Regions from separate parts of the Homo sapiens genome. Here region 2 is linked to region 1. Evidence: read pairs that join two places in POLR2A ChIA-PET (ENCODE). Cell type or tissue: PC-3. All regions are shown on one strand. Each heading gives the region's core, and the rest is flanking DNA. Links, peaks and the distances in the headings are about the cores only. Region 1 overlaps KIF5B (kinesin family member 5B). Region 2 has its middle 55 kb from the start of KIF5B.

Evidence for each region. ChIA-PET counts read pairs that join two places held together with the same protein. Peaks named below come from ENCODE experiments on the same cell type or tissue, not always from the same donor. Only the 100,000 strongest peaks of a DNase experiment are listed, where the experiment ranks them.
Region 2: POLR2A ChIA-PET joins it to region 1 with 25 read pairs; 4 of 35 experiments call an interaction of 5 or more read pairs at or near these places.

What each region holds. Positions count from the first base shown.
Region 1 is chr10:32,039,703-32,055,328 of GRCh38, forward strand. It overlaps KIF5B (kinesin family member 5B), which reads right to left. Exons shown (of 26, transcript NM_004521.3): 2 at 8,762-8,849; 3 at 682-755. Among named protein-coding and RNA genes, the nearest start is that of KIF5B, 8.9 kb to the right of the region's middle. RefSeq lists an enhancer at 8,420-9,619. In PC-3, for the core only: no CTCF peak of the experiment used is centred there; no DNase peak of the experiment used is centred there.
Region 2 is chr10:32,103,626-32,119,251 of GRCh38, forward strand. No RefSeq gene overlaps it. Among named protein-coding and RNA genes, the nearest start is that of KIF5B, 55 kb to the left of the region's middle. In PC-3, for the core only: no CTCF peak of the experiment used is centred there; a DNase peak (open chromatin) is centred at 8,606.

The sequences.
Region 1 (15,626 bases), core at 3,556-11,555:
AATTAAAAAGGTTTTAGTTTCTTTCCATATAATTCTACATTGTTCCTTCTACTTCGAGGCAAATTCATGCAAATACTAGGATGTCCTTGTTCTCTATGACTTTATGAAAATCAGTAATATGAATCACACTAAAAGAAGCAGTCATTTACTTAATATAGTACACTCAAATAAATGATAAAAACAGATGCTCTTTAGCAGTGGCAGAAAATCACAGGCTGTTTTCTAGAAGCAAAGCTATAGTGGGTCCACATCTATTATTAACAGCAGCACTGATAATTATGGCAACATTCTTATCAGAGAAGAGTGACAGTTATTTTGAGGAAGGAGGAGCCAAGGAGAACAGGAAAAAGTTATTTATACTACATAAAATCAACAACACATAAGCATTCAAAATTTCCCATATAACAGGGTGACAAAAAATTCTTGTCTAAAATGTTATTTATTTTATGGTTATGCTAACTGATAAAACAATCTCAAATATAATCTCAAATACAGGTATCCCTTACTATTTAAACTCAGGAACTGATTAGATTCCAACAATGATGTTACATGTATATTATTTGTATGAGAAAAGGCAATAAAGAGTAAATTAAAATGTTTATGCATGGTGAAATAATATCACAAATAATGAATGCTGTATGTATTGCAAACCACATCTAAGTACAGATTATAAAACGTTACCTCCATTGTGTGTGTCTTCCCAGAGGATGTTTGTCCATATGCAAATATTGTTCCATTATATCCTTCAAGTACATCTATGAGAAAAGATTTTATAGTTCAGGGGATTTTTTCCTTAAGCAAGATTCCTAAGAAATTACTTAAACTACAGGATGACAGGGTAGAGAAAAGGTTAAAAAAAAAATTACTTAATGTTACAGGAAAATATCAGATGTTTATTCCTAGTGAGGTATAAAACACCCTAAAACACACACACACACACACACACACACACACACCCTCTTCCTAACCCTTGCATACTAAATTCTGTATAATAAAATATTGTGGGAGTGGCTGGGTGCGGTAGCTCACTCCTGTAATCACAGCACTTTGGGAGGCCAAGGCAGGCGGATCACAAGGTCAGGAGTTCAAGCCTGGTCAGCATGGTGAAACCCTGTCTCTACTAAAAATACAAAAAATTAGCTGGGCTTGGTGGCGCGTGCCTGTAGTCCCAGCTACTCAGGAGGCTGAGGCAGGAGAATTGCCTGAACCGGGCAGGTGGAGGTTGCAGTGAGCCGAGATCGCGCCACTGCACTCCAGTCTGGGTGACAGAGTAAGACACCATCTCAAAAAAAAAAAAAAAAAATTAGCTGTACGTGGCCTGTAATTTCAGCTACTCGAAAGACTAAGGCACAAAAATCGCCTGAGCCCAGGAGAAGGAGGTTGCAGTGAGCTGAGATCGAGCCACTGCACTCCAGCCTGGGTGACACAGTGAGACTCTGTCTCAAAAAAAAAAAAAAAAAACCAAAATTATTTGTGGAAAGAGTGGCAAGAAAGATTCAGATTTTCTTTATGCTAATATGAAAGACTCCATCAAAGTTTAGTACATAAAGGATTTATAAAGACATTAAAGGAAATATATAACAACAGTAATTTTCTTAGTGATGACCCATCTAAGCAATTTTCTCTGGACCCAGACTGCTTTCTGTGGTTAATTAAGAAACAAATTTTAAATTCCACTGCTTATAATAAAGAATCTCTTGTATCAGTGTACATCTCAAATGTCATTACATCTACACTCCAAAGCTTTATGTGACCAAAAAGAAAAAAAATCCTCTGCCAATTTACATACAGATGAGATTTTAGAAACAAGACTAATTGATGGTTAATTAGTAGCTAATCCTCACAAACCCCGACCTTCCTCTTTATCCTACCCACAAAGTGTAACACTCACTCCTACCTCAAAATCAATTACCAAGAAGTTCCTATGAAAAAAAATGTTATGAGACAGGGTCTCCCCTCTGTTCAGAGTGCAATGGCACAATCATAGCTCACTGGTCACTGCAGCCTCAACCTCTTGGGTGTAGTAAGCTGCCTGCTTCAGCTTCAAGTAGCCAGGACTAGAGGCACATGCCACCAGGCCTGGCTAATTCTAAAAAAAATTTTGTAGAGACAGGGTCTTGCTATGTTGCCCAGGCTGATCTCAAACTCCTGGGCTCAAACAACCCTCCTGCCTCAAGCCTCACAAAGTGCTGGGATTACAGGCCTAAGTAAGCCCCTGCACCTGACCCTCCTATGAAATTTTTTTCTAGCCTCTGACATTAACATTTAAATATATTCTTTTATTAGGTCAAAGGGGGGAAAAAGGCAATCCTTTGATTTCTGGCTTTCGAGGATTTTGTTTGTTGTTTGTTTTTGGTGACAAGAAAGGTACTATGAAATTACATTCTATTCTAGAGGAAGCCAAAACAAAAAGAGAAGCCTCTGTTGGAAACAGCATATAACAGTGAAAAGTAAACTAATAAGCAAGCCAATCCTTGTTTTTATTCATTATTTTAAAAAGAAAAAAAAACCCCAACATGGGCACAACTAAGTGGATAACAGATTTCCTACAGAAACATTTATTAATGAGAAAAAAAGACATCATTACTAACTTCCCTGGGAAGATTTTAAGAGACTCCAAACATTTGAAACTTTCCTTCAAAATCTTTTTATTTTTGAGAAGGAAAGCAAAATTATTTCATGTATCACATTTACCTCTTCCTCTAACCCAATTCCACAACGCACCCCCAAAATATCTGGGTAAAAGTCTCATCCTATGTGTTCTTACAGTATCTGCATTTAATCATAACACTTACCAATGAGTATTCGATCAATTTACCTGTCTGCTTTACTCACTAGCCTGTCAACTCAAAGTCAGGACCGTGTTTAACTCCTAACACAGTGCCTGGCACTCCAGAGGAACTCAAATGCTTGCTGAATATTTATTACCATCATCAATGTACAGCATCTTTCTAAAGCCTCCCTCACCCTTTTAAATATACTTTTGCCATTCCTATGAGAAACAGAGGTGGACAACTCTGAACAAGTATTACTTCTTTCATACTGTATCAACAGAAAAAACATATTTAGGTAGTGAGATAACAGCACATCACGTTGTAGAAAGTCACTTTGTATCTCCCTGAACTTCAGCCTCCCCAGCAAAATGACTACTTAGGCAAAAGCTCTGAGAATTAGAAGTCATCATATAAAGTTACTATTAACATCTGAGAGCTTACAATGAGTCAGGTTCTAACCATTTTTTATATATTATTGTATTTAATCATCACAAAACCCCGTGCACGGTACTATTAGTTTTTTGTTTTTGAGACAGAGTCTTGCTCTGTCACCCAGGCTGGAGTGCAGTGGCGCAACCTCGGCTCACTGCAACCTCGGCTCACTGCAACCTCCGCCTCCCAGGTTCAAGCAATTCTCGTGCCTCAGCCTCCCAAGTAGCTGGGATTACAGGCATGTGCTACCATGCCCGGCTAATTTTTTATTTTTAGTAGAGACAGGGTTTCACCATGTTGGCCAGGCTGGTCTTCAACTCCTGACCTCAGGAGATTCGCCCACTTCGGCCTCCCAAAATGCTAGGATTACAGGCGTGAGCCACTGCGCCCAGCCCGCACTGTACTATTATTAGTCCCATTTTATAGATGAGAAAACTGAGACACAGAGAGGTTAAATAACTTGCCTGTAACTCCACAGCTAGTAAGATGAAGCTGAGACGCAAATGCAAATAGACTTGGTTCCAGAGACCTGCTCTTAACCACTGTACTATATACTCAAGGAGCAGAGGAACCAAAATAAATACAAGGTAGGCTACATCTGGAAAAACCAAAGGTGAATACAGCGGCAGAGAGTTCAGGTCAGGAAGCCATGGTGGAAAAAACAGGAAATCTACAAAGACCTGATGAGATGCTTATCATATAGTGGGCAATGAATAAATAGCTACTTAACACAAGGGAAACAAATCACTCAGATTCAGAATTCAAGAGAATACAAGTGGATAAACCTTATTCAAAAGTAACAATTGTATCTAACAAATCTACAGATAGGGAATGTTAATAGCCCTACATAAAATCAAGTTATAAACTTGTCCAGATAATTATGAGCCAGTGCATTCTCAGTGAACTTGTCGGGGACCCAGAGAGTACTATCTGCTTTCAGGTCATTACTGGCAACTTGCTCATCAAATCCCTATCTCAAAAGAAATCCCAGCTGGCCCATCATTCTGCTGATCTTTGCCTACCAACAATTTCTAACCATGGCTTCTCATCCAATCTGTTTAACAATGATTGTCCCAAGTACAACCTACCATGTATTTAATTGCTTTCCTGTCCTCACACCTCCCTAGGTACCCACGACCTACCCCTACGCCATCTTTCTCCTTAAATATGTGTATTTATTGGTAACTCTGCCACATTCATATCCTTGTCCAGGACAAGTCCCACCAGCTACTACATGCAGTCTCCTCCAAAATGGTACAGAGCACTTGGGTAAAGATAAAAGGAAATCATCGCCAGGTGATACTGACATAAATTACAAAGGTTGCATAGAAGAAGAAAGAGATTATGATAGAAACCTTGTATTCTAACACTTGCTGGAAGTCTAATTTTGTACAGTAGAAATAGCTGAGACTATGAGTTTATCCCAAATACAAACACGACTGATTGAATTAATAATGTCCTCTAAGAAGACAGAGGACACATGCCGGGCGTGGTGGCTCACGCCTGTGATCCCAGCACTTTGGGAGGCCAAGGTGGGCGGATCACCTGAGGTTGGCAGTTCAAGACCAGCCTGACCAACATGGAGGAACCCTGTCTCTACTAGTAACACAAAAATTAGCAGGGTGTGGTGGCGCATGCCCGTAATCCCAGCTACTCAGGAGGCTGAGGCAGGAGAATTGCTTGAACCCGGGAGGCGGAGGTAGGTTACAGTGAGCCAAGATGGCGCCACTGCAGTCCAGCCTGGACAACAAGAGCGAAACTCCGTCTCAATTTAAAAAAAAAAAAAGAAGACAACGACAGAGGACACAATTAGCAGCTGATACCTGTATTGTGCTTAACAACTCCTAGTACCTATTTTGCACAAGAAGAAATGGAGGCTTGGAAAGGTTAGGTAACTTGCCAAAAGTCACACAGCAAGAAAGTGGCAGAGCCTAGAATTCAATCTAGGACTGTCTGATTCTAAAGATTATACTCTTACCATATTACAGAGAAGGGAACTATTATCCTGAACGCAGTTCCAAACAGTAAAGCAGGATGAAGAAGGGACTGAAATTTTGAGAAAAGAAGAGAAATTTCAGGAAGCAAACGATTTCATCTTAGAACTGCAAATAGTAATAAAACAGAACAAAAGTAATAGATGCATGTATCCTAAACGTCAGGAAAACAGACTTCATCTTTTTCTTTTCCTTAAGGTTAGGTACCACTTAAAAAACAATAGATTTTGAAAAACTCTGAGTATCAGCCTATTATTAAGAGACTGTGTAACTAAGGATATACAAGAGAAGAGACAGAACTCACGAGAACAGCATGAGAAAGATAAAAGTCCAGGATAAGTAACTTTAAGACCAAAACAAAATAAAAACTAAGGCCCTAAAAAGAACTTTTAAAGTCATATTCAGAAAAAAAATAATGAATGAATGAACCTGCATTGCTTAGGAAAGACCAGAAAATATTAACTGATGATATTAAAACAGAGGTACTTCTATTTACTACCATCTTCCACAAATATGATCCTCAAAACAGAACAACAGAATAAACATTGTTGAAAGGGACTTTAAGGTTTATGTGGATAGTACGATAGCAAAAGAATGGCTTCAAATGAGCCCAAGTTTCTAGTTACTAAGGAGGATTACGTTCCAGGGATAAAAATCTCACAGCTACTGTAGGTTACTTTTAAAAGCCAAAGAGAACAAAGGTAATAGAAGACACTAATGTTATTTACATTTTCAAAATGGGAAAAGGGATAGATTATGGAAATAAGTATACCAAAATTTTATTAAGTAAAGACTATGGTTGAACTAACCTCATTTCCTGTTTGGATATGGTTATTCAACTGGTACTTTGGGCAAATACTAGAGTCATGCACCATCACTTGATAAAAGGATTCAAGTTTTTCATCATTTTCTTGTGAGTATGTTGACAAACTAAGGACTAGCCAATCGTATAGGTAAGAGGCTCTGAAGTTGGCTGAATACCCAAACAGTGTGATTGAAATAACTGCCAACAATCTTATTCATTTTAGAAGATTAACCTAGGGACCATGACCCATTAAGCACTTTATAAATGGTTTAGAATCATATTTTTCAAACTTCAAAACCTTTGACACTTTAATAGACTTATCAAATGTGCTGACAGCCAACTTACTAGATCCCCAGTATAAAACTCAAAATATGATTAAGAGCTAAAATGAACAAAATGGAATCTGCACTTTAAAGGTTTGCTCTCCAAAGTGCAAGTATGGAATGGGGCTTAAAGCTGGCGGCAAGAGATACAAAAAAGACCTGTATATTCAAATTGCCCATGAATTCATGAATCGGTAACTTTCTATTGGTTAGAAAGCTAATGTAATCTTAAACTGTACTGATGAGACAGAAGTATGTCTCAATCAAAGAATGTAGTAAAATTGTGTTCTATGATCGATCCCTCTGGAAAACCACATGATGCTTACAACATGATGACCCTGTTCCTCTTTGTTGCAGTCATTTACACAATTACAAGTGTTAATTCCCCTTCATTTTATGAAGATGTCAGTACCCAGTTCACTCTCTCTCACCAATACCATTACTGTTGTAATAAAACAGTACTGGTGGTTTCAAAGTCTGTAGCAGATAATCCCACTAAAATAACCTGGCCTCTCAGCTCCTTGACCAAATTTTCTGCGATCTTATTCTTTCTTCATTTTTATTTTAAAAACAGAGATGGGGTCTCGCTGTTGCCCAGGCTGGTCTCAAACTCCTGGCCTCAAGCAATCCTCCCACCTCAGCCTCCCAAAGTGCTGGAATTACAGGTGTGACCCACCATGTCTGGCCTTATCCTTTCTTTACTACCTCGGAAGTCAACTCCATGACAACACCTTTACCTTTTCATTACTAACTGCATTGCTTCCATAATCTCAATTTCAAGTAGAGATACTAATCAACTTACGATGGGGTTACTTCCTGATAAATGTTCTGTAAGTTGAAAATACCCTAAGCTGAAAATGCATCAAACACATCTAACCTACCAAACACCATGGCTTAGCCTAGCCTACTTTAAATGTGCTCAGAACACGTACACTGATCTACAGTTCAGCAAAACCATCTAACACAAAGCCTATTTTATAATAAAGTGTTAAATATTTCATATGATTTATTGAATACTATACTGAAAGTGAAAAACAGAATGGTTGTACAGGTACTAGAAATATTTCTATTGAATATTTCTATTGAATGTGTATTGCTTTTGCACCATCGTAAAGTCGAACAATTTTAAGTTGTTCTAAGTCAGGGACTGTCTGTATTCACCTTCTATTACTCCGTCCAGTACCCTGATTCCAACAAATCTTTGACCCCACTGAGATCTACAACCCACTAATGTTACCACCTTTTTTCACTGCCCTTCAGCCTCCCTCATATCCTTCTTCCTGTAACTTAACCACCTTAGATCCCATGGTCCACCATTATAATCACTCCTTTGACTATATCCTCAATTCTCTTGTCCCCCACTTCCCTCTTTTGTACTCACCTAGCAAAACTCCAAATGGGCAAAAATTCAACTCTTTCAGCAGCTAACCTTGAGTGGGCCCTTAATACTGCCTGGCAATACTCTCACACTGCCTGAATCCATCCATTTCATGCCTTTTCCTAGAACCTCTTCCCCCTTCCTCATCTCCATGATGACTTTGCTCCCTGTATTAGACAATATGAAATTGATATAATGAGTACATACACATTTTCCCTCCCTCACCTCATCTATAAACCTTCTATAACTCCACTTTATCTCCTGTTACTAGGATGAGCATCTGTGCTCCTATGCTATCCTAATCCACCTATTTTTATACTGAATCCCAATTCTTTTAATGTGGTGAATGCCACAACACAGATTTTGCCTCAATCTAAGAAGCACTTTGTAACAACTACAGCTGTCAAAAAATGAAATAAATCATATCACAAAGTAACAGCCATTCCTTTGATTAAACAGATTTCTACAGTAACTGGAAGTAACTCCAGATAAACAATGAGCACTCTCTCAGCTTTAAAATTCAATGGTTTTAGAATATATAAAGTTATAAATATTCTTGTATAAGTTATAGTATTAACTGGAATGTACATACTTTTCTCACCCTTGGCAACCCTTGTTAAATTCCTCAAGGGATAGGTAAGTCTTTGGGGAAGGAATAACAATGGAATGGAAGAATGATAGACTGCCATTTTCCACTACTTTTTAGAAATGTGTCTAGCCCTTTTGTTTTCATTCTCATACTGTTCTCTTTCTAGAACTGCCACCTTGGAAACTCTCCTGGGAATATCTAACAGAAATGCATCTCTTAAGAATAAGTGTGTAACATAGTTCTCATAATAACCTTAATTAGGTACTGTATATAATTAGATCATGGAATTTGAGCAATAGAATATTTACTAATTGTGTTTGACCTTTTTATTATTTAAACAACTTTCTTCTGCAATTAACTTAGAAGAAAGGGGCATTAAAATGAAAAAAGGAAGCTGAGTAAGTAGAAAAGATCACAAACTTATTTACTTATTGCTGAGACAACTCAGCAGGTTGAATATATTTACCTTTAACAATCTTCTTTGCACAGTCATTATACACTTGCTCTTGAGATGTGCTTGACTGGAACACCCGATCAAATGCATAAGGCTTGGACTGAAAAACAAAAAAGTGTTTCAACTATACAAATTAAAGGTAAATGAACATTTCTAACCTTTACAGATGCCATCATATAATATATTTAATCCTCAAAATAGTATACCTAGTATGCATAATTTGGTATCATTGAATCTTTGAAGTAGAAGGGATCACCATGCACAAATCCATTAGAATAAACTCCAGGAAAACAAGAATGGTCTTTAGTCTTTGCTGCATTCCCAGGGCCCAGTAATTACAATTATAATTCCCAGTAATTATAATTAGCACTACTATGGCAGCCAAATATTGCTGAGTGATTTTTATTTTTTTAAATACCTATTTATTTATTTTTGAGACAGGGTCTCGGTTCTGTCACCCAGGCTGGAGTGCAGTGGCACAATCACTGCTTACTGCAGCCTCAACCTCCTGGGCTCAAGAAATCCTCCCACCTTAGCCTCCTGAGCAGCTGGGACTAGAGGCATGTGCCACCATGCTATGTTGCCCAGGCTTGTCTTGAACTTCTGGGCTCAAGAGATCCTCCTGCCTCAGCCTCCCCAAGTGCTCGGATTACAGGTGTGAACCACCATGCCTGTCCTGCAACAGCTTTTCAACCATTCTTTCATTTAACAAATACTTATGGAATGTGAGATGACATGCTAGAATGATAACCAAGAGATTCCCTCTCTGCTTTAGTGGAGCATAAATAATAGTGGGGCAGACATTAAAAAATTAAGTGACCAGAATTCTGACTCATGCAATTGAGTGCTATGAAAGTGCAATGAGAGAATATAGGAGGAGAACCTAAGTCTACGGGAAAGCAGAATATCACGGAAACACCCTTGGAGAAAGAATATTTAAGAACTGAAAAATACGCAGCAACTAACTCATCATCACTCTCCCCAGTATTAGTCATGAAGGGTGAAAAAGGTTTCGTGTAGGAAAGTAGTCTAGGCACTGGGAGGATACTTAAAGATCCTAAGGCAGAAAGAACAGTGTAGCATTCAAGAAACCAATGGAAGTTGTTAAGTTGAAGTACAAGGAGCAAGGATCAAATGCAAATATCAAAACGGTTAAAAAGACATCATCTTATTCTGAAAACAGCTTTGATCTTCTGGACCCCAGAAATGATACTGGGGACTCCATGGACCACTCTCAGAGAACCACTAATATAGTCTGAGAAGGAGCCAGGGGTATTGAACAAAAAAAAAAAATCAGTGGTGTCCATGCAAGTCAAAAAATAATAATTTTCAAGGAGGGAGTGATTATGTCAAATACAGTTGTGAGGCCAAGACAAAACTAAAAAGTACTCAATGACAAAGGTCAGATTGGAATGGATTGAAAAAGAATGGGAGGTAACCAAGTGGTGCAGAAAATCTGCTGTATGTCTAAGAAAGTTATTTTTTTTTTAAGACTTGTAAGACCTGAGGTAGTTTAAATGCTTGCAGGAACAATTTTAATAATCTAGGAGAAAGAGTAGGTATCCAAAAATAAGAGGCAAGGGGTTCTAGGTATTTGCAAGTATCTGCCTGCTCTCTAGTTTCTCCTAAAGGAAAGGAAGGAAGTTGGGCCCTAAAACACAAAACAATCATGACCCCAGAAAAAGCCCTTAACATTAGAAAACACTTCCTAAGTCTTAGCTGAAAAAGACCTACTACCCTCCACATCCCCACTTCAAAGTCTGAAATAAAAGTAACAATGAACCAGACACTCCTAAAGCCATTCCCAATTCCCCTTTCCCTTGCTACCTCCCAATAAATAGGCCGGAAAGCCAAATACCTGTTAGCCTAGTCTCCCTGCAACTAGTAGTCACATGACCAAGCTCTGAATAATATGAAGTGGCGGTCTGTTCGAGGTCTCTGAGAAGGGTGTTGTTATCCTGATAAAAAGGACCATCTCAGCTAAAACTGCCCTTTCTCCTTCCTGGAATGAATGCCTGGAGCTGTAGCATCCATCTTGCAAATACGACAAACAGGATGATGAAAAGCAACAGCTAAGGACGACAAAGTATAACAGAGTGAGGAACCGTGAAGGGCCTATATCCAGGCTTTTTGTTATGTGAGAAAAACATCCTCTTATTTATTTAAGCCACTATTAGCTGTTGGTTTTTCCTCTAAAGCTGAAAGCATTACTGACAGATACAAGAAGCTGATCTCACTTTGGCATCAATTTAAAATAGGCATCGATGTCTGATTATTCTTTAGTTGTGACATATGTGAACGTATCCTTTTCTCAGATGCTACTGAAACAATTAACATTCAATTCTACAGGTGTGACTAAAAGAAATCTATTATTTTACTGCTGACACAAGATATATTCATGGTGAACAATTCTGAAAACAAACGTTAAGTACAATCAAAATAACAATCGCCACCCAAAAACAAACCATACTAATAGTTTTTTCTATGCAAAAAGAAAGTAATTTTCCCTCATTTATCCAGCAGACATTCATTTAGTGACTATAAAGATATGAGATATTGTAGATGAGTAACACAATTTTAGAAATAATTAGTACAGACTGTAGGGTTCAAAGAGTAATAGAGGATAAGGCCAGATAAAAACCTGAATACTAAGTTAAGTTATACACTTGGATCTAATATAAGTGATCAAGTAATGTCAAGAGAATTTTATATGTATCTACAAATATACTCCTGAGTAGCTGGGACCACAGGCATGTGCCACCACGCCTGGCTAATTTTTGTATTTTTAGTAGAGATGAGGTTTTGCCATGTTGGCCAGGCTGGTCTCAAACTCCTGACCTCCAGTGATCCACCTGCCTCAGCCTCCCAAAGTGCTGGGATTACAGGCGTGATCCACCATGCCTGGCCTCAATTTTTACATCAATAGAAAATAGTGCCCCTAAACCATTTACCAAGAGATATGCCAGAAATAATGTAAACAGCTTCATAATAGTAAACAGTTTTAATAGTAAAGCCTGCCTTCAGAAGTACTTTATGAAGCTGCTTACTCTAGTTATCAACTCCAAGCAAATATATAAACTACCACTACAACCTTACTAAAATAATATAAATGGCAACTATTAAAAGGTAACACACAAACATAAAAATAATTGAGACTGGAGTGATTATCTTTCTAGAAGTTATTGTTAAATAAAAATTAAGTGCTTAGCATTAAGTTGACAAAACAGTCTTATCTTGATTGCAAAACCAAATGATGATTTTGTAATACTAAGTAAGGCAAATGTTTTAATTAAAGATCTAGCCATAAATTACTGACTCTGGCTTCCTGGAATGAAAATCAAGACTCTGTGAAACACAAAAATTATTTCTAATGGTCTATAATTAAGGCATATCTCTATTTTTCAAATAAATTAAAGAAAAACTCATCTGGACATCTGTATTTTTCAAACCTGGTTTTTAGCCTCGAAATGTACATTATGCAGCTTTTAATCCCATGTGTCTTCAAAGATCCCCCAAGTTTCAGATTTCAATATTACTAGTAACTCCAAGTCACAAGATGCATTCACGTCTGATTGATGCTTTAAGGGGACAAATCAAAAAGGAATAAGTTGATCTCAACTGCATACCTTAGGTTCCTTAAGGGAAGTGATTCCTGTTTGAGTATGCACCGACCAGACTGAAGACCAAATTTGGTTATGAAGGACACCCTTCTGGCAGGGATATGTCTTTCTCTGGAATTCTGAATAGCGGATCATTTCAGATCACTTGGGAGTGTATTATATTAGATTTTCCTTAGTTAAACACTATAGTGGGCTAACATTCCACAACTGTAAAGGTATGTGATGATGGTTCCCTCCTCTCCTTCATTTTTCCCTCTTAAGGTAATCAAGAAGGTTCAAACACCAAATCATTCACTTGAAAAGCGAGAATGTTGTTTTGCTTAGGCAAGGAACTGGGCAAGATTATCTAATTAGTTTTATTCTCTTCTAATTTCTCGGAACTACCACAGCTTGTTTTTGGCAGCCTTTACGGTGTACCATATAAGGAATAATGATTTGTAAAGATACTTAATGATGCAAATAACCATATTCTACTTTCATGATTCATAAATAGATAGATGTAATTTTTTTATTGATTTTTCTTCCTGGTGTTTTTAGCAAGCTCCTAATTTTTTCTACTGATTTTTTTCTGGTGTTTCCAGCAAGCTCATTTCAAAGACATAAACTGTTTCCCTGTCCTCCTTGCTTTGCGGTAACAAGTTCTCTAATTTAAAGCAAATAGTTTATATGTATATCGCTTAAAGACTTTCATAAAATAATTCATTTCATTCGATGTTACATTTATAGCACTTCACCAAGCACTTAATTAAAAATAAATTCTGTATTAAAGGCTGTACAGCATACACAGAAACACTATGAAAGATTTGCCTGCCATGGTGTCATATTAAAATCACTGATTACATGAGTAGCAGGAAAAAAGTTTAGACAAAGTATTAAAAACTCAAGTTATAAGAAAATCAGAATCCTTAAAAATTACTTTCTCCATGAGCACTGATTATGCTTCTAACATCATAAACTACAATATTCTTTCAATTTTGATCTAAATAGAAGATTGTATACAAAATGTTCTTAAATCATGTTTTTAAAAATTTAGTTTTAAATGCTGCATTGCAGCAATTCTCTCCTAAACTGTTCATTATGAATCAGGATTAGGAACCAGTAAAATGAAAAAACCAAACCGAGAAGATTTTACCCACAGATTTTCCAATTCCGCTCCTCCTGGCTGCTCTTATAACCTTTTACAAAATGAAATAATTCATTTAAAAAACTGAACAAAAATATGAGACCTCAATAATTAATGTCGTTACTATATGCAAGAAACTAGTTTCTGAAAACAATGAACCAAAACATGTTGCCTTTCATTTTTTAAGGCTATGTTATTCAGTTGTAATGTATTTTTGGTTACACGTTAAAAAAAAAAAAAAAAAACCAGGCCAGGCGTGGTGGCTCATGCCTGTGATCCCAGCACTTTGGGAGGCCAAGACAGGTGGATCACCTTAGGTCAGGAGTTCGAGACCGCCCTAGCCAACATGGTGAAACCCATCTCTACTAAAAATACAAAAATTAGCTGGGCGTGGTAGCGCGTGCCTGTAATCCCAGCTACTGGGGCGGCTGAGGCAGGAGAATCGTTTGAACCCGGGAGGCGGAGGTTGCAGTGTGCCAAGATCACCCCACTGCACTCCAGCCTGGGCAACAAGAGCAAAACTCAAAAATATCTCAAAAAAAAAAAAAAATCTCAAAAAAACAACCAACCAACCAAAAAACAACTAAAATGCTTATCAGCTTACCTAAAGGTTAACTGTTCATTACGGATTCACAAACCAACAATGTATCCATTATTCCTAATATTACCATTTATATAGAGTACTGAAATTTTGAAACGGAACTTATAAGCAACTTTTTCCCAATGGAAACCTAGAATAAATGTATGTTTCCTTTGTTCATTTTCCTTTAGTTCTTTCTTCATAGTTCATGTCGTATTTGTGCCTCATCAAAGTTTACCTTCTAATCTTAGTACATTTTATGAATCCTAAATTTTAGCATTCCAACAAAAAGAATCATAGTGATAACTACAGATCTGTGTAAACACAAAATCTGAAGAAATAAGACATTCTTAAAACAAGTGTAAACGGAAAAATAGGTTTGATGTGCCAACCACTGCAGAAGCTGAGTACTGTAAACCACAAAAACTCTTAAGAAACTAATAGCCTCAAGTTTGACAACTAATCCAGGCCTTGCAAGCCTCCTGACTATATGTAAAATATACCATCCCAAAGGAAAAGGATTACTGGGCTTAACTACTCCGCCTCTGCCGGGCTATGATGTCATTTACACACGAGTTTTTCTAGTGGACTTGTTAACAAAGAACTCGCCTGACAGTCTTTACACAGTAATAGTTGGCAATTGTTAGTGGCCTAATGACTTGTTTGCCAAAGGCCTACCAAGGAGCTAAGACAATTCATTTTTTGGAGCTGAACTTTGGAGAAACTTTCACATCAAAACCCTAAAGAACTTTAGTCTGTCTTCAGTGTCAATGCTTTCAATCATCCATGTCCCATCTCCTGTGACCTCTGCCCTATTTCCAAATTAAATAGCCCCAATACAGTATTAACTATAGAATGACATTAGAGGAAAAATTAACATATTAAAATTTCATACCATGGTAACAATGTAGAAAGTTAGTTCTACTACATAGCATTACCAACAAAGAGCAACATAATTTAGTCACTGTTTCGTATGCCATACTTTACAATTAATTTTTAATCTCCTTCAACTAGGAGTGCTATTTTCTCACACCTTTCAATGCCAGAGATCAGACCTTTAAAAACCCTCACATTCTGGTCTCACTGATAATGATCACTCAACTCTAGTTATGTTTTTCATTACAAAAAAACAGTATCTCACTATTCTTGGGATTACCAAACAACAATTTTCTTCAAGATAGACCTTAACTGCAGAAGTATGAATCTAATACTGGTCAATTTTTATCTTTTTTATAAGTTTGTTTTTATAACACTTTCTGTCTGATACAAAAACAAAAAGTTAATACTTTTTCCTAGGCTGTTATCCCATAAAACCTAGCAAGAATGCGATTTGTCTTTCGGAGCACTTATCTGACCCAACCAAAGTCGGCTAGGTCTGCTAGATTAAACAAAACTGATCATCCTGTTTCAAAAAAAAAAAAGCTCAACTATTTCTTTCTACAATCATCGATTTGCCATTTGTAGTTGTTAACATGAAAAGTCTTTCATCACTCAAAAAGTGGTGGGTGAAAGTTGGAGGTATAGATAATATTTGTACCTCTTTTTGGTGCTTTT
Region 2 (15,626 bases), core at 4,980-12,979, 65 kb after region 1:
AAAATATACAAAAAATTAGCTGGGCATGGTGGTATACGCCTGTAGTCCCAGCTTCTCAGGAGGCTGAGGCAGGAGAATCGTTTGAGCCCAGGAGGCGGAGGTGGCAGTAAGCCAAGATAGTGCCACTGCACTCCAGCCTGGTGACAGAGCAAGACTCTGTCTCAAAAGAAAAAAACAAGAAACAAAAAAACAAGCAACAATGTGGAAAGGTCAAAGGTGAAGTGGACACGTGTGAAGAAAGGCAAAGCCTGAGGAATGTCCTGGCTTTATAACAACCTGCCCTTCTGAGAACTAACCCATTCCCAAGAGACCTAATCCAAGACTAATTCAAGAACTCACTCACTACCATGAGAACAGCACCAAGCCATTCATGAGGGATCCACCCCCATGGCCCAAATACCTCCCACTAAACTCACCTCCCAACGCTGCCACCTTGGAGATCAAATTTCAACATGAGTTTTTGGGGGAAATAAACTCAAACCATACTCAAATCATAGCAATCTCCAAAACCATGAAAGCTGGCAGGGTTGCCATAACCACACTTTAATTATTTTAACTCTGTTATCTAAGGATCCCGGGAACACAAGCAATAAAAATTTTAACTCAAAAACTTTGCAGAGACGTCTCAATTCTCATTTAAAGCCTTAATGTCATTATGATGTTGGATTTCTTAGCCATCCTAAAGGCTGTAGGCTCTGAGGCATTTACTTGTTTCTTTTACAACATTAAAAATGGAACACTTCCATTTTTCAGGCAAGCAATTTATTTTATTGGAATTTCTTGGGTAGTCTCCAGCTGTGCAGGCCAAGAGACTTATCTGGGGGTCACAGACACATTCTGAATTGTGAGCTCTTCATTTCTGAGTCGATCAGAGTGGAAACTCTATTCAGCTTGTCAACACACATTTAGTGAGTCTCTCTTACACACCTGGCCCAAATATATATAGGAACTAGAAGTTTGGGAATGAAAAACATTTGTTTCTTTCCTTTAAGCCACCTCTAAAAGCTAGACTAGTCTTTCAGAATCAAGGACTATGTATCAAGGACTATACTTCTAAGAGGATCAGCTCAACTCCTGAGTGTTGCATGGGAATGGGGTCAGTCCTAGAGATGACTCATGGATTGAAATTGGTCTAGGAGGGATCAGCAGTGGCCCTGATTGTGTGTTGGTTATGTAGTGGAAGGAAGAAGAAAGAGGGCTCTGTAAAGAGGAAAGTCAGTCAGGAAGTGGAAGGACCACAGACTTCTGGGCTGGCCCTTCCTGGAGTGACCTTGAGCCCCTAATCCGGCCTGGGGATGACCCCTTTGAATATATTGGAACAGACCCCGAACCCCAAGGCTGGAGCACTATTTCCATTCAGGGAATAGTGATGCATGTGGGCCAATCAGTGGCTCACCTAGCTCCACCCTATTCCATGTCTGCCCCACCAGGACCTCGTCTTCTCTGGATCCAGTGCTGCAATGATCTGGGATGCATTTCTGTGTGTTTGAAGTCTTTAGGTAGCAACTAAGAGAACTACTATTTCTGACATTAAAGAAATTATGTTTGGTGATCATAAACCAGTTTCGTCATTTAATCCTTTTGTGTATCCAGACTATGACCTTCTCTTTCTTTCTTTATTTATTCATTTGCCAATTCATTTATTTAGCAAATATTTATCAGGATCTTTATGTGCACATAGCAGCAGTTAGGAAGGTGAGAAATTAACAAGCACAAAGTATATTCTGTAGAGAGGTGACCACAGTATTACATGGTGTGACAAAGTGACAATTTAGGGACAAGTTTTGAAAATGACATCCTCCGAAGTTGAATTGGAATAAAACATAAAGTGCATAAGATTAGCCATCCATAGAAGTTACTCAACCTGACACAAATTAGTCTCCCCCATAATAACAACTGTAAGTATAACTACATTTTGTAATTGGGGAAACATAATATGAGGTTATGTTGTACTACTATAATAACAAAAGCATTCATGTCTGGGGAGAAAGGGTGAAAAAGAAAAGTATTGGCCGGGCGCGGCGGCTCATGCCTATAATCCCAGCACTTTGGTAGGCTGAGGTGGGTGGATCACCTGACCTCAGGAGTTCAAGACCAGCATGGGCAACATGGTGAAACCCCATCTCTCCTAAAAATACAAAAATTAGCTGGGCATGGTGGCTGGCACCTGTAATTCCAGCTATTCAGGAAGCTGAGGCATGAGAATTGCTTGAACCCGGGAGGTGGAGTTTGCAGTGAGCCGAGATTGCGCTACTGTATTCCAGCCTGGGTGACAAGAGCGAACTCACAACAACAAAGAAAAGTATCTGTTAGTGTGCCTCCAGCACTGTCCAAGGGAGAGAAAATAATAGACCAGTGTTTGTTATCTAGATGGACATAGCCCCAGAGAGAAAGCTAATATTTGCATAGTGCTTTACTTTACAAAGCGTTTTCATGTATATATCTCTTTCAACATTCACAATTGCCCCATAAACATGCTATCATTATCATTCCTGTTTTATTGAGGAGGAAATGGAGTCTGGAGGCAAGGTGACTTTCCAAGGTCACCTTGTCAATGGAGTAGAGCTAGGAGTGATCTGAGTTGAAGGTGAGTGGGGTACTTTCCAATTCCCTGTAGCTGTCTTACATACGCCAGTGAAAACTCACTACAAGGCCAGTCGCATTGGCTCACACCTGTAATCCCAGCACTTAGGGAGGCCAAGGTAGGAGGATCACTTGAGCCTAGGAGTTGGAGACCAGCCTGGGTAATATAGTGAGACCCGTCTCTACAAAAAATACAAAAATTAGCCAGGTGTGGTGGTATTCCAGCTTCTCCAAGTCCCAAGGATTGCTGGAGCCTGGGAGGTCGAGGTTGCAGTGAGCAGCGATGGAGCCACTGCACTCCAGCCTCGGTGACAGAATATGAAAGAAAAAAATCGGGGCTGGCCTCAGGCTTTTGCAACCTGTGTAGCTGTGACCTGCTCGAGGGAGGGCCTTACTCTTGGTTTAATGCTTTATTGTCACTATCCCGAAGTTCTTTAATAATTTTTTAACAAGGAACTGGGTATTTTCATTTTGTACCAGATCCTACAAATTGCGTAGCCAGTCCTGACTGTACAAGTGATGGCTACCAGCTGGGCATGAGAGTCTTGGGAGTTTGTCCCAAAGTTTTGGGAGCTTGAAAGGTATATGGGATCTGGAAACAAGGACAGGAGAGGAAGTAGGCATAGGGAGAAACATGGGGAAAGGCAGGCTGGTAGGGCATACTGGGCACACTCTCTGGAGTAATACCATCTTGCAAGCTTGCTGCCTTTGGTTCATTCCAGAATATCCCTAATGAAAGAGTTATTGAAAGTAATGGCAAAGAACTGCAATTACTTTTGCACCAAACTAATACCACAACAGGTCTGTATGCTTAGTCCTTACATGTCTCCAAGGACACCATGATTGACTCTTTGCCAGCAACTGGGAATATGGCTCCTGAAATGTTCTTTATGGTAGTGACTGATAGTTTTTGTTTCTTTTTGGGACAGTCTCACTCTATCACCCAGGCTGGAGTGCAGTGGTGTGATCATAGCTCACTGCAGCCTTGATCTCCTGGGCTCAAGTAATTCCCCCACCTCAGCCTCCTGAGTAGCTAGGACTACAGGCATGCAACATCATGCCCAGCTAATTTTTAATTTTGTTTTCACAGAGACAGGGTCTCATTATGGCTCCCAGGCTGGTCTCAAACTCCTGGACTCAAGTGATCCTCCTGCCTCAGTCTCACGAAGTTTTAGTATTACAGGTGAGAGCCAATGCACCTGGCTATGATTGATGGTTTTGCTACATATACTTGGAGCAATGGGCCACACTGTACTGGTTTGTTGGGTTCTTGGCACAAATATCAAGACACTTGGGTTTTTTTACTGGGATCTTGAGTGTTAGTTGCCATGACTGGTTGTATAGCAGGAGGTACCTTTGTGACCCACCTGCTACAAAGCCCTCAGATTCTGAGACTCATATATACCAGATAGCTCTACCAGAGAGAAAGTGCTCCTGTGTGGCTGTGAATGAGGAAGGAAATCAGAGGCCTATGCTGGGCCTCCCAGGACCCTCCCTGGACTCCTCTGTTTGCACATTCCCTGCTATTTTTGCTCAGTATGCTTTGCTGCAATGAATCTTAGGACCCTGTCACTGAGTCTCGTGCATCCATCTGGTGAACCACCAAAAAACAAGACAAAATCTTCGGAAATAGTCCTTACGCTATTTTCTGCATTTTTCGTGATTAGAATCCATGTGGGTTTTTTTTAATCACACACACACACACACAAATATGACAAAAACTTGGATCTCAGGGAAGAAAAGTATTCATTAATGAACTACAAAACTAAGCCATGGCAAGGATGGGCGCTGTGGCTCACGCCTGTAATCCCAGCACTTTGGGAGGCCGAGGCTGGCAGATCAAGAGTTCTGGAGATCGAGACCATCCTGGCTAACACAGTGAAACCCCGTCTGTACTAAAAATAGAAAAAATTAGTTGGGCGTGGTGGTGGGCACCTGTAGTCCCAGCTACTCAGGAGGCTGAGGTAGGAGAATGGCATGAACCCGGGAGGTGGAGCTTGCAGTGAGCTGAGATGGCGCCACTGCACTCCAGCCTGGGTGACAGAGCAAGATTCCATCTCAAAAAAATAATAATGATAATAATCCATGGCAATGAGCAAAATGCAGGTGGGTGGGGAGGACCCTTGTAACTCTGATCACAAGAAAAGTGGTCATTTCTTTAACATATGAATCGTTCCTATAAACAAAGAAGAAAATCCCAACAATCCAATAGGAAAACTATCGAATGGATCACGCACACAAAAGATATGATAGTTCACTCAAAAGGAAAGATAAGGATACTAAGCAATAAATTCAAAATTAAACCAAAGTAAGATACCAATGGCACAAACCAAATGCTTTGCCGACATTGTGGGATAGGCTATGGTAAATTTATATATTGCTTATGAGGGTACAAATTAATACAACTTTTTTGGATTTTAATTTCTCAATAGTTCTAAAAATTTTAAATAACCTTTCCTTTGGCCTAGTGAATCCACTCTAAAAAACTATCTCGCAGATATGGTTCCTCAGTATAGGTTAAATAAAAGACATTCACTCACTGAATGCTGTTTATAAAAGCAAACATCTAAACAATCTATGGGTCCATCAACAAAATTCTTGCTGTATTATGTTTCATCCACACATTGGAAAAGTATAGAGCAGTTCAAAAAAATAAGATAAGGCCGGGCGTGGTGTGGCTCATGCCTGTAATCCCAGCACTTTGGGAGGCCGAGGCAGGTGGATCGCTTGAGGTCAGGAATTCGAGACTAGCCTGGCCAACATGGTGAAACTCCCATCTCTACTAAAAATACAAAAATTAGCCAGGCATGGTGGCGCATGCCTGTAATCCCAGCTACTTGGGAAGCTGAGGCAGGAGAATTGCTTGAACTGGGGAGGTAGAGGTTGCAGTGAGCCAAGATCGCACCACTGCACTCAAGCCTGGGCTACAGAGCAAGAATCTGCCTCAAAAATAAATAAATAAATAAGTCTATATGCACTGACATGTTCAAACCCTCTGCCACTGTAGATGAAAAATGTAATCTGCATAGCACAAATAGCTCAACAATATTTATGGAAAAGGTATATTTGCTATATCTTTGATATGCATGTATATGCATAGAAAGGGTTTGTGAGGATGTAGACCCACTTTTTAACACTTCCTTTAAGAGGAATGGGATAGAAAGGTTTTGATTTCTTTTTTCCACTTTTCATTCTATGCGTTTACTTGTTTTTACTAGGAGAATGTATGTTCATGTTACATTTGTGGACAGAGAATAAAAACAATAAGTCAAGTGCATCAGGTTCACAAAAGCCTTACCTGAAACTGCTACAGGGTGAACACCAGGAAAGGTAAAATCTGTTTCTCAGGACACGTGGAATTTCTGTGCCATTTGTGTGTGTAGGAGAAACCCCCAAATTCTCCCAATAAATTGCGAGTCCCGTAGGATAGGTACGCATTTGATGGCCTTGAAAAAGCGATCCTTGTATTTGCCGAACCCCTGAGAGGTCAACCAGGCCACAAACACCTTCCATATTCGTCAGGCGACTGGGGCCAACCACGTGCTACAAATGCCGCCTCCGCCGGCAGCTTGGGGCGGAGCTCAAATAGACTCGCCTAGAATTTCTCCAGGAAACGGTTGGGTAGGGGGAGCTCTGGCCCACGGCTGCTTTTTCACCTGCCAAGGCCTGGGTGCTTCCTGCAGAGCCATTTCACCAACAACGACTCCTACGTCTTCTCGGCTTCCAGGATGAGCACCGAGGCCAATTGCGCCTCGCTTTTGGCGGTCTTCCACAGCGACTCACTGCTGGACCCGGCCATCTTTGCAGAAGTCAGCAAACTGGACGGTGCGGTGCAGGATCTGCGTGTGGCGCGGGGAAACGGAAGCCAGATCCAGTACCAGCAGGTGTGCGCGAGGTACAGGGTGCTCTGCGTGCCCCCCAACCCGCTCCTGTACGCCTGGCAGGTGGACAAAACGCTCGACCTGAGCAGCATCTCCTTCCCCATCTACAAATAGGGCGGGCATCCCCTCTACCTGACCAGCTTCTTCGGAGGACACATCTTGGGGGACAGCCTAGGAATGGGCCACTTACTCCTGCGGGCCAAAGCCGTGTGGCTGCTGTACTGCCTGAAGACCGAGCATCCTGAGGACGACGTGCAGAGCAAGCAGTGGCTCACCCATTTCCTCGACCAATTTGCCAACGTTAAGAACAGCCTGGCCTTGAAGAAAATTGAGGTACCTGGCTGTTCGGGTTTACAGGGAGGCCAGGAGAAGGTGGGAGGGACGGGGAAGACTTGTGCCCAGAACCCTAACAGAAGCGCTGCCTGACTGCTTGACGGGGTCCTTGCCTCAAAGCTGGGTGTGCTCTGCTGTATTTGGTACTTAATCCAATTTTCTGAACACCGATGGATGCCAGAAATTGTGAATTTTCGGTAACATTCTAGTCAATAACACAAATCTTGTGTCCACCAGATGGGCCGGTTCAGTACAGACATTGATCTTCATATTTAATTTTGGGGTTTGGTTTCTAATCAAATTATAGTACTCTGAAATTCTACTTTTAGTTAAAGTCTTCACTGGTTTTGGGGAGCCCCCTAAAACTTGCTTGGAGCTCTCTAGGATTAAAAAACAAACTTTTAAGTAGAAGTTCCGTGGTGTTAAGAAGGTAAGTAGCTCAGCATTTTTCAAATTAGATACATATGAAGCATCTGGCTTAGTGTGAGGTACATATCAGCTGTTCAGTTATTGCTGGGTCAGCAACCCTATTAAGTTGTATAAATAGAGAAGCAGTGGGGGTGTCAGGGCACAACCCAGGCAGCAGCGGCGGCCACAGCGTTTATCCGCCTGTGGAGGATGAGGCATCCTCGGCGGTTCAACTGTGTTGCTCCAAGTGACATAATGTCATGATTTTGGTGGCTGAAGGGTTTTGCCTTGTGTACATACTAGAGTTTCTTGATCTCTTCATTTGTGGATGGACAGGTTCATCTGTATTGCTCCAAGCTACATAATTTTATTATTTTGGTGGCTGAAGGCTATTCCCTTCAGTATATGTGTTAGAGTTTCCTGATCCCTTCATCTGTGGATGCACAGGGTTCCACATGTGGCTGCGGATGACAGGGTTTCCAGAAGCTTTATGGCTGAAGAGTATTCCATTGTGTATCTACACAGCAGTTTCTTTACCCCTTCATCTGTGAATAGCCAGGTTGATGTGATTCCTGGATTGCCTGGAAGAAGCAAATACAGAACAGAGCATTGAATTACTGGTTTAGACAGTGGGAAAGAGACATATATTTACCGTTATCTTCTCTTGGCACATTTGACATATTATAGACTTTATTTTACTGAGTATATTTTTGTGGCGGGCGGTCCAGTTTACATCGCTTTCCAGACAACTGGAATTTGAGGCAACTTCTATGACAGTGATCCCTGTGTTTCACCTGGCATACATTCTTATCATACTGTTTGCAGTCACATCATGCTATTGTTGCTGCAAGTTCTGGATCAAAAGTATTATCTGTGAAACTCAAGAGCAGGCTGGACTTGCCCGCCCCACTCTCGCCAATGATGAGGATCTTCAGGGTGGTCAGCGCATCCTCATCCATCCTCACCCTGCTGGGCTCTGAGCCCAGCTGTCTGCCCCAGGGTCCACCTCTCAGCCTTTCAGTAGGGAAGGCTGCCCAGAATCCATGTGTTTTTATGAAACATCCATCAGTTTCATATAATAATACTAAAGATTGATCATGATAATATGTATACTGATAAACCTCAGTCCCATTATGTCTTTTTCTTAAACTGCTTTCTAAAATTTGAAATTTGTTCTTTTCTTCTGAAGATTTTGGAGGGTCTAGTTGAATTTCAATAATTTTAAATGACTTTTTAAAAAACCACAAAACCCTGTATGATCCAGATGCCATCTCGCCACTTGGAGAGTACCTATTATTTTGGAGACATGTGCACTTGCTAAAATTGGCGTGGAACAGCCTACAGAGTGCATGCCTTTGGGTCCTCTTGGATTGATTACTGCCATTCTTTCTTCTCCAACATTCCGGAGGCACTGACTCATGGATTACAAAGTGTTTCAAAATTCTACCACATATGCCCCTGCCAACTCTAGCTCAATTTTTATATCTTTGCAAAAACTTGACCTCTAATGAGGTCTTAGGTTTATTTTATAATCCACTGAGTTAAAAATAACTAGACTTAGATTGCCTTTATATGGTATTCATCTGTATACTTAGCTCTTAGGCTATTGGTTAGGACTTATACAATTAAAAAACTCACGATGTATATTTAGAAGATGTCAGAAAAACACTCACTTTCTAAGTCTTCAAAGTTATATTCTTTTACATTGTCTCTCCTGACCATCGAGAATGCTCTTGAGGCCAGGCACAATGGCTCACACCTGTAATCCCAGCAACTTAGGAGTCCAGGGTGGGAGGATCATTTGAGCCCAGGAGTTCGAGACCAGCCTGGACAACATGGCGAAACCTCGTCTCTACAAAAAATACAAAAAATTAGCCAGGCGTGGTGTCGCACACCGGTAGTCCCAGCTACTCAGGAGGCTGAGGTGGGAGGATCCCTTGAGCCCAGGCGGTTGAGGCTGCAGTGAGAAGTGATTGCACCACCGCACTCCAGCCTGGGCAACAGAGCAAGACTCATCTCAAAAAAAAAAGAATGCTCTTTGTTTATATTAACACTATGCATATGGTTATTTTACTATTTTAAAACTTTTCATTAAAATGTCTTATTATTGAAATATAATTTATATTTCATTTCAATTTATATATATATATATATCCCTTGCTTTGCAGAATATCTGTATTAAAACATTTGACTATAAAGGCAAGTTTCTATCTTTATACTCCCATCAATGCAACTGAGGTTTGTATAGAATACTCATTACCTCACTTGCTCTTTCAACTCTTCAGGAAGTCAGGCATTGTGAGAGGTGAAGGGAATTGTCACTATCATATGTCATTCACCGGAGAAGCTGAAGTTCCTCTTGTCACGCCAAGCTCAGAAATCTTAAGAGGTTCTCCACTGTCCACCAAATCAAGTTGAAACTCCTCTGCTGTTTTTAAATATCCTCCGTAGTCTAGCCCTATCCTGTCTATTTGATCCCATTTTTCACCACTCCGCAGCATGGGCACTTAGCTCCTTATTGTGCTTAAAACAAGGCTGACCACATAGTAAATATATGCACACTTATTGATGAGTTTTTTGTTTTTAAGAGATGGGGGTCTTGCTACTTTGCCCAGGCTGGAATGCAGTGACTATTCATCATAGGTCACTGCAGCCTCAAACTTCTGGGCTCAAGCAATCCTCCCACCTCAGCCTTCCAAGTAGCTGGAACTCTAGGCATGCATCACACCCCGTTTATTGATGGATTTTTAAAGATAGAAACAAAATATTCTAACACACTATAAGCATATGAAACTTGAGGCTATTACAAAAACATTTATAAGACAATTGGAGAAAGCTGAACTTTGATTAAATATTTGATATTAAGAGATTATTGTTAACTTTTTTAAGTGTTAATGGTATTGTGTATTGTGTTTATGTTAAAAAAGAATCCTTGCTTTTAAGGTGTATATATATGATGTCTGGGATTTGCTTCAAAATGTTTGTTGGAGTGGATGGTGGTACAGATGGAACCTCACTGATAATTCTTGATGCTGAGTGATGGGTCCATGGGAGTTCATTGTACCATTGTTTCTACTTCTGTTTGTGTTTGGAAATTTTTATTTTAAAAGTTTTTAAATGTTAGCAAAAGTGAAAAAGCAAAAACAAACAAAAACTTGTGACTGAGAAGAGGCTGCAACTGTTAACAAGCCAATGGCATATGGCAGTGGCTGGGAAGACTTCAGGGGTTTGGGGCTTGGGAGAACTATCAGAATTTACCAGACTCCAGGTCGGAGTCTGGTAAGAGAATTCAGCAATTCTCCTTTCTGTTTCCTGAACCTTTTTTAGGGCTTTCTCCTGATTTTTTTTTTTTTTTTTTTTTTTGAGATGGAGTCTTTCTCTGTTGCCCAGGCTGGAGTGCAGTGGTGCCATCCCAGCTCACCACAACCTCCCCACGCAACCTCTCAGGTTCAAGTGATTCTCCTGCCTCAGCTTTCCGAGTAGCTGGGACTACAGGCATGTGCCACCATGCCCGGCTAATTTTTGTATTTTTAGTAGAGACGGGATTTCACTATGTTGGCCAGGCTGGTCTCGAACTCCTGAACTTGTGATCCACCCGCCTTGGCCTCCCAAAATGCTGGGATTACAGGCGTGAGCCACTGCGCTCAGCCTCTCCTGATTTTCTATAACCAGTTATGAGATGGGCTAAATCTGACCTGACCTATCAGTGAAATCATTGCATACTTAAGAGGAAGATCAGAAAGGCCATTTCATCCAGAAATATCTTTCTTGTGCTCTGCCTTCCATGCCTGAAGTTCCCTGAACTAAAGCAATCAGTACCAGTTAATGTGATGCCCTCAATAAAAAAATTACACACACATTTACGCAGGTGCAATCACACATGGTATAACTTGCTTTTCCACTTTGGTGCACAAATATAATCTTGCTTCATTTAGAGTTGACTGCTTGAATGCCTACTTGCTCCACTTCCAGGCAAACTAACATCTTCTTTTCTTTTCTTTTTTCTTTTTTTATTAGCTCTTATCCCAAAGAACATCTTCTTAAGGGGTCTTTCCACCTCCAAGTGTTCAAATCCCCCAACCTATTATTATTAATTTTATTATTACATTTTACTTTTTTATGGTAAAACATAATTCTTACCTCATTATGATGATGTTTTACCTTTTTAAAAAAGTTATTAAATACCCAACTTATTAAATACCAAGCATCCTCCTACACATGCACATCTGCTTCCATGCCAGGCAGAGCAGGAGTTAGAGACTCAACAGTCCCTCCCTCGCACCCACCTCATTGCTTCTTGCAGCCTCACAGTGTCTTTGCTAAAGGCTGTCCTACTACTGTTTGAAGGAAAATCATTGTCCACCATTGTTAGAATGACCCCACTGGTCGGTCTAGATTTCTCCCAGAGTCTCAGATGCAACCCACATTGGATACTTTCTTCTTCTTCTTCTTCTTCTTCTTCTTCTTCTTCTTCTTCTTCTTCTTCTTCTTCTTCTTCTTCTTCTTCTTCTTCTTCTTCTTCTTCTTCTTCTTCTTCTTCTTCTTCTTCTTCTTCCTTCTTCTCCTTCTCCTTCTCCTTCTCCTTCTCCTTCTCCTTCTCCTTCTTCTTCTTCTTCTTCTTCTTTCGGTCTAGATTTCTCCCAGAGTCTCAGATGCAACCCACATTGGATACTTTCTTCTTCTTCTTCTTCTTCTTCTTCTTCTTCTTCTTCTTCTTCTTCTTCTTCTTCTTCTTCTTCTTCTTCCTTCTTCTTCTTCTTCTTCTTCTTCTTCTTCTTCTTCTTCTTCTTCTTCTTCTTCTTCTTCTTCTCCTCCTTCTCCTTCTCCTTCTTCTCCTTCTCCTTCTTCTCCTTCTTCTCCTCCTCCTCCTCCTTCTTCTTCCTCCTCTTCTTCCTCCTCTTCCTCTTCTTCCTCTTCCTCTTTTGCTTCTTCTGCTGCTTCTTCCTTCTCCTTTTTTTTTGAAGACAGTGTTTCACTCTGTCACCCAGGCTGAAGGGTAGTGGCGCCATCATAGCTCACTGCATCCTCCGCTGTTCTCAAGTGGTCCTCCTGCCTCAGCCTCCCAAAATGCCAGGATAATAGGCATAAGCCACTGCACTGGCCCTCACAACTCTTCTTAATGAGCACTCTTCTACCTAGCCATTGCTCCCCAAAGCAACTCACTGTGCCGAGGTGAGCAGGTCTGCAGTTGCTTCAAATAGCAACCACATGCTGGGTCACATATGGTTTTCCCACAATCCCCTCATGCTCAGCTTCCCCCAAATTCTGCTTACTACTGTCAATGGGAAGGAGTTTAGGAGGGAGGGTCAGCTTTGTAAAACCAAAGAGAAATCCACTTCAACTCTAATCAGGACGTGTTTCTACCAAAGCGTGTTAGTGCAAAACTAAGAGGATGGATGAAGCGACAGTCACAGGACAAAGAAGATCCCTGCCAGGGGAATTTTTGTCTCTCCTTGTTCAGAGGTTATTTGATACCCTCATTCTAGAAAACAAGCCAACAAAACTCACTCTGTTTATAGACAGGAATGTTATGCCACATGATCCCACCTGAGGAGTAGGTTCACAGGTGGTTTTTATCTTGCTTATCTGTATTGCTAAATTTTTCTTAAATGAACATATCATTAAAAAGTCAATATAGGCCAGGCATGGTGGCTCATGCCTGTAATCCCAGCACTCTGGGAGGCCGAGGCTGGCAGATCGCTTGAGCTCAGGAGTTCGAGACCATTCTGGGCAACATGAAGAAATCCCATCTCTACAAAAATTAGCTGGGTGTAGTGGTGTGTGACTGTAGTCCCAACTACTCAGAAGGCTGAGATGGGAGGATCACTTGAACCTGGAAGACAGAGGTTGCAGTGAGCTGAGATCGTGCCACTGCACTCCAGCCTGGGCAACAGAGCAAGACCCTGTCTCAAAAAAAAAAAAAAAAAAAGTCAATATAAAAGACATTTGAAACAAATAAATAAATACAAAAGTCACAGGAACTGATGGCACTGAGCAGGCCCTTATGAGATGCCAAGGTGGGGGTTCCATGGCAGAATTGGGCACCTGGGGAAAATGTTTATTAAAAATAGCAGGAAGACAACAAAGGCAAATGTCATGTGTGTTACTGTGTCCCTCCTAAACTTCTCTCCTTTTTGCAATAACTCTAGAGTGACAGTCACAGTACACTGTCACTATAGAGGGAAAATAGCAACTTCTAAAGAGTGCTATGAGGATAATGGGATTCTGTGGAGACATTGAAATAAGTTAAATCCAGCAGGTATTTAATTTCTTTTCGGATGTACCAGCCACAGTCATAGGTTCAGTGGAAGATGCAAAATAGAAGAGTATGACATTTGGCCAGGCATGGTGACTCATGCCTGTAATTCCAGCAGTTTAGAAGCCCGAGGTGGGTCGATCTCCTGAGGTCAGGAGTTCGAGACCAGCCTGACCAACATGGCGAAACCCCATCTCTACTAAAAATACAAAAATTAGCCAGGCATGGTGGCATATGCCTGTAATCCCAGCTACTTGGGAGGCTGAGGCAGAAGAATTGCTTGAACCGGGAGGCGGAGGTTGCAGTGAGCCGAGATTGCATCATTGCACTCCAGCCTGGGCGGGCTACAAAAGAGAAATTCTATCTCAAAAAAATAAAAAAATAAAATAAAGAAGAATACAACATAGTCCCTGCACTCAAAGAACACATCGTCTACTAGGTGACTTGGGACTGTACACAAAGGATTATGATAGATTGGAATAGATTGGGGGCACATGCTGTTGTGCTGGGGGATGTCACAATTTAATATCTGTGTGTGGCAGAGGGTGAAGGGGGTTCAGGAGGGAATAAGGGGCATTTTAATTGGATCTTCATGAATTTTAAGATGGATATTGTTGAATCAGGTACAGACAAATAACTCCACTGCCCTTTAGAAACCAAGTCAGTAAGCGTTCACAAAGAAAATTCCATGTTCATGTGATTTTGTTGTTGTTGTTTTGTTGTAGTTTGTTCTATATTTCAGAGATGGGTTTCTCTGTTGTCTACGCTGGACTGCAGTGGCACAATCATAGTTCACTGCAGTCCCAAAATCCTGGGCTCAAGTGGTCCTCCTGCCTCAGCTACCCGACTAGCTGGGATTACAGGTGTGCACCACCCATGCCCAGCTAATTTTTTGTAGAGACAGGTCTTGCTATGTTGCCCAGGCTGGTTTCAAACTCCTGGCCTCAAGTAATCCTCTGACCTTGGCCTCCCAAAGTGCTGGGATTACAGACATGAGCCACTGTGCCCAGCCTTGTGAGGTTTACCTGTAATTCCCTTTAAAATAAAATAATTTTGATATAAAACTGTGAAATGACCACTCCAATAGAAAGCCTTTTTCTTGCTTTAACTAAGTCTATAGTAACCTTTTCTTCTCATGAAAGTAATGAGCCATATTAAGAAACTTGAAGTCTTTCACACATCCATCAGTGTAGACTTCTTAGGTAGGTCTTCAAAGGAAGACGAGAGAATTCCAGAAATACAGTGTACTCTTGAGCTATGCTTGGTAAACAAAGGTCTCCATAAAACACCTTCTGTTTGTAAATAAATTATAACTATATAGAAAACAAAATTGCTTGCTGATGGTGAAAGAGAATATGAAGTCCAACTAATAATGGTATCAAAAATCATATTCTGGCTGGGCACAATAGCTCACGCCTGTAACCCCAGCACTTTGAGAGGCTGAGGCAGGTGGATCACTTGAGGTCAGGAGTTTGAGACCAGCTTGGCCAACATGGTGGAACCCTGTCTCTGCTAAAAATACAAAATTAGCCGGGCATGGTGGTAGGCGCCCGTAATCCCAGCTACTCAGGAGGCTGAGCCAGGAGAATTGCTTGAACCCGAGAGGCAGAGATTACAGTGAACCGAGATCATGCTACTGCACTCCAGCCTGAGCTACAGAGGGAGACTCCGTCAAAAAAAAAATCATATTCTGAAGAGAAACCTGGATTGCTCTTACCCAAGACAAAAATGAAACAAAGAATCAAAGAATAATCATTTAATAAACTCCCTTAGGCGGCTTTAGTCATGGAATCTCTTTCAAGGTACGTTTTCAGGTTTCATTTAAAAAAACAGTCTCACTTTGCCTTTTTTCAAAATATCCTTTTCTATTTAAACTTAGTCTTCTGGCTCTTTAAATTAAATCCTGTGGACTCCAAGGGAGAGTGCAGGCCCAGAATTTGTCAGGTGGATCAGAAAACTGCTCCCTTTCTGTTCTTTCCTAAAATAGCCAAAGATGGTGATTCAACCAAATGACAAAGAAACAATAATACTCCACCAAATTAAAACATAAACGTGAACTGTCCTTCTCAGCAATACTGTTTATGTTGTGCTTACTTGAGTACCACATAAGCACCATCATATTGAAAGTGCTATCTCGGGACAAAAAGCCATCTCCCTTGAGTTGT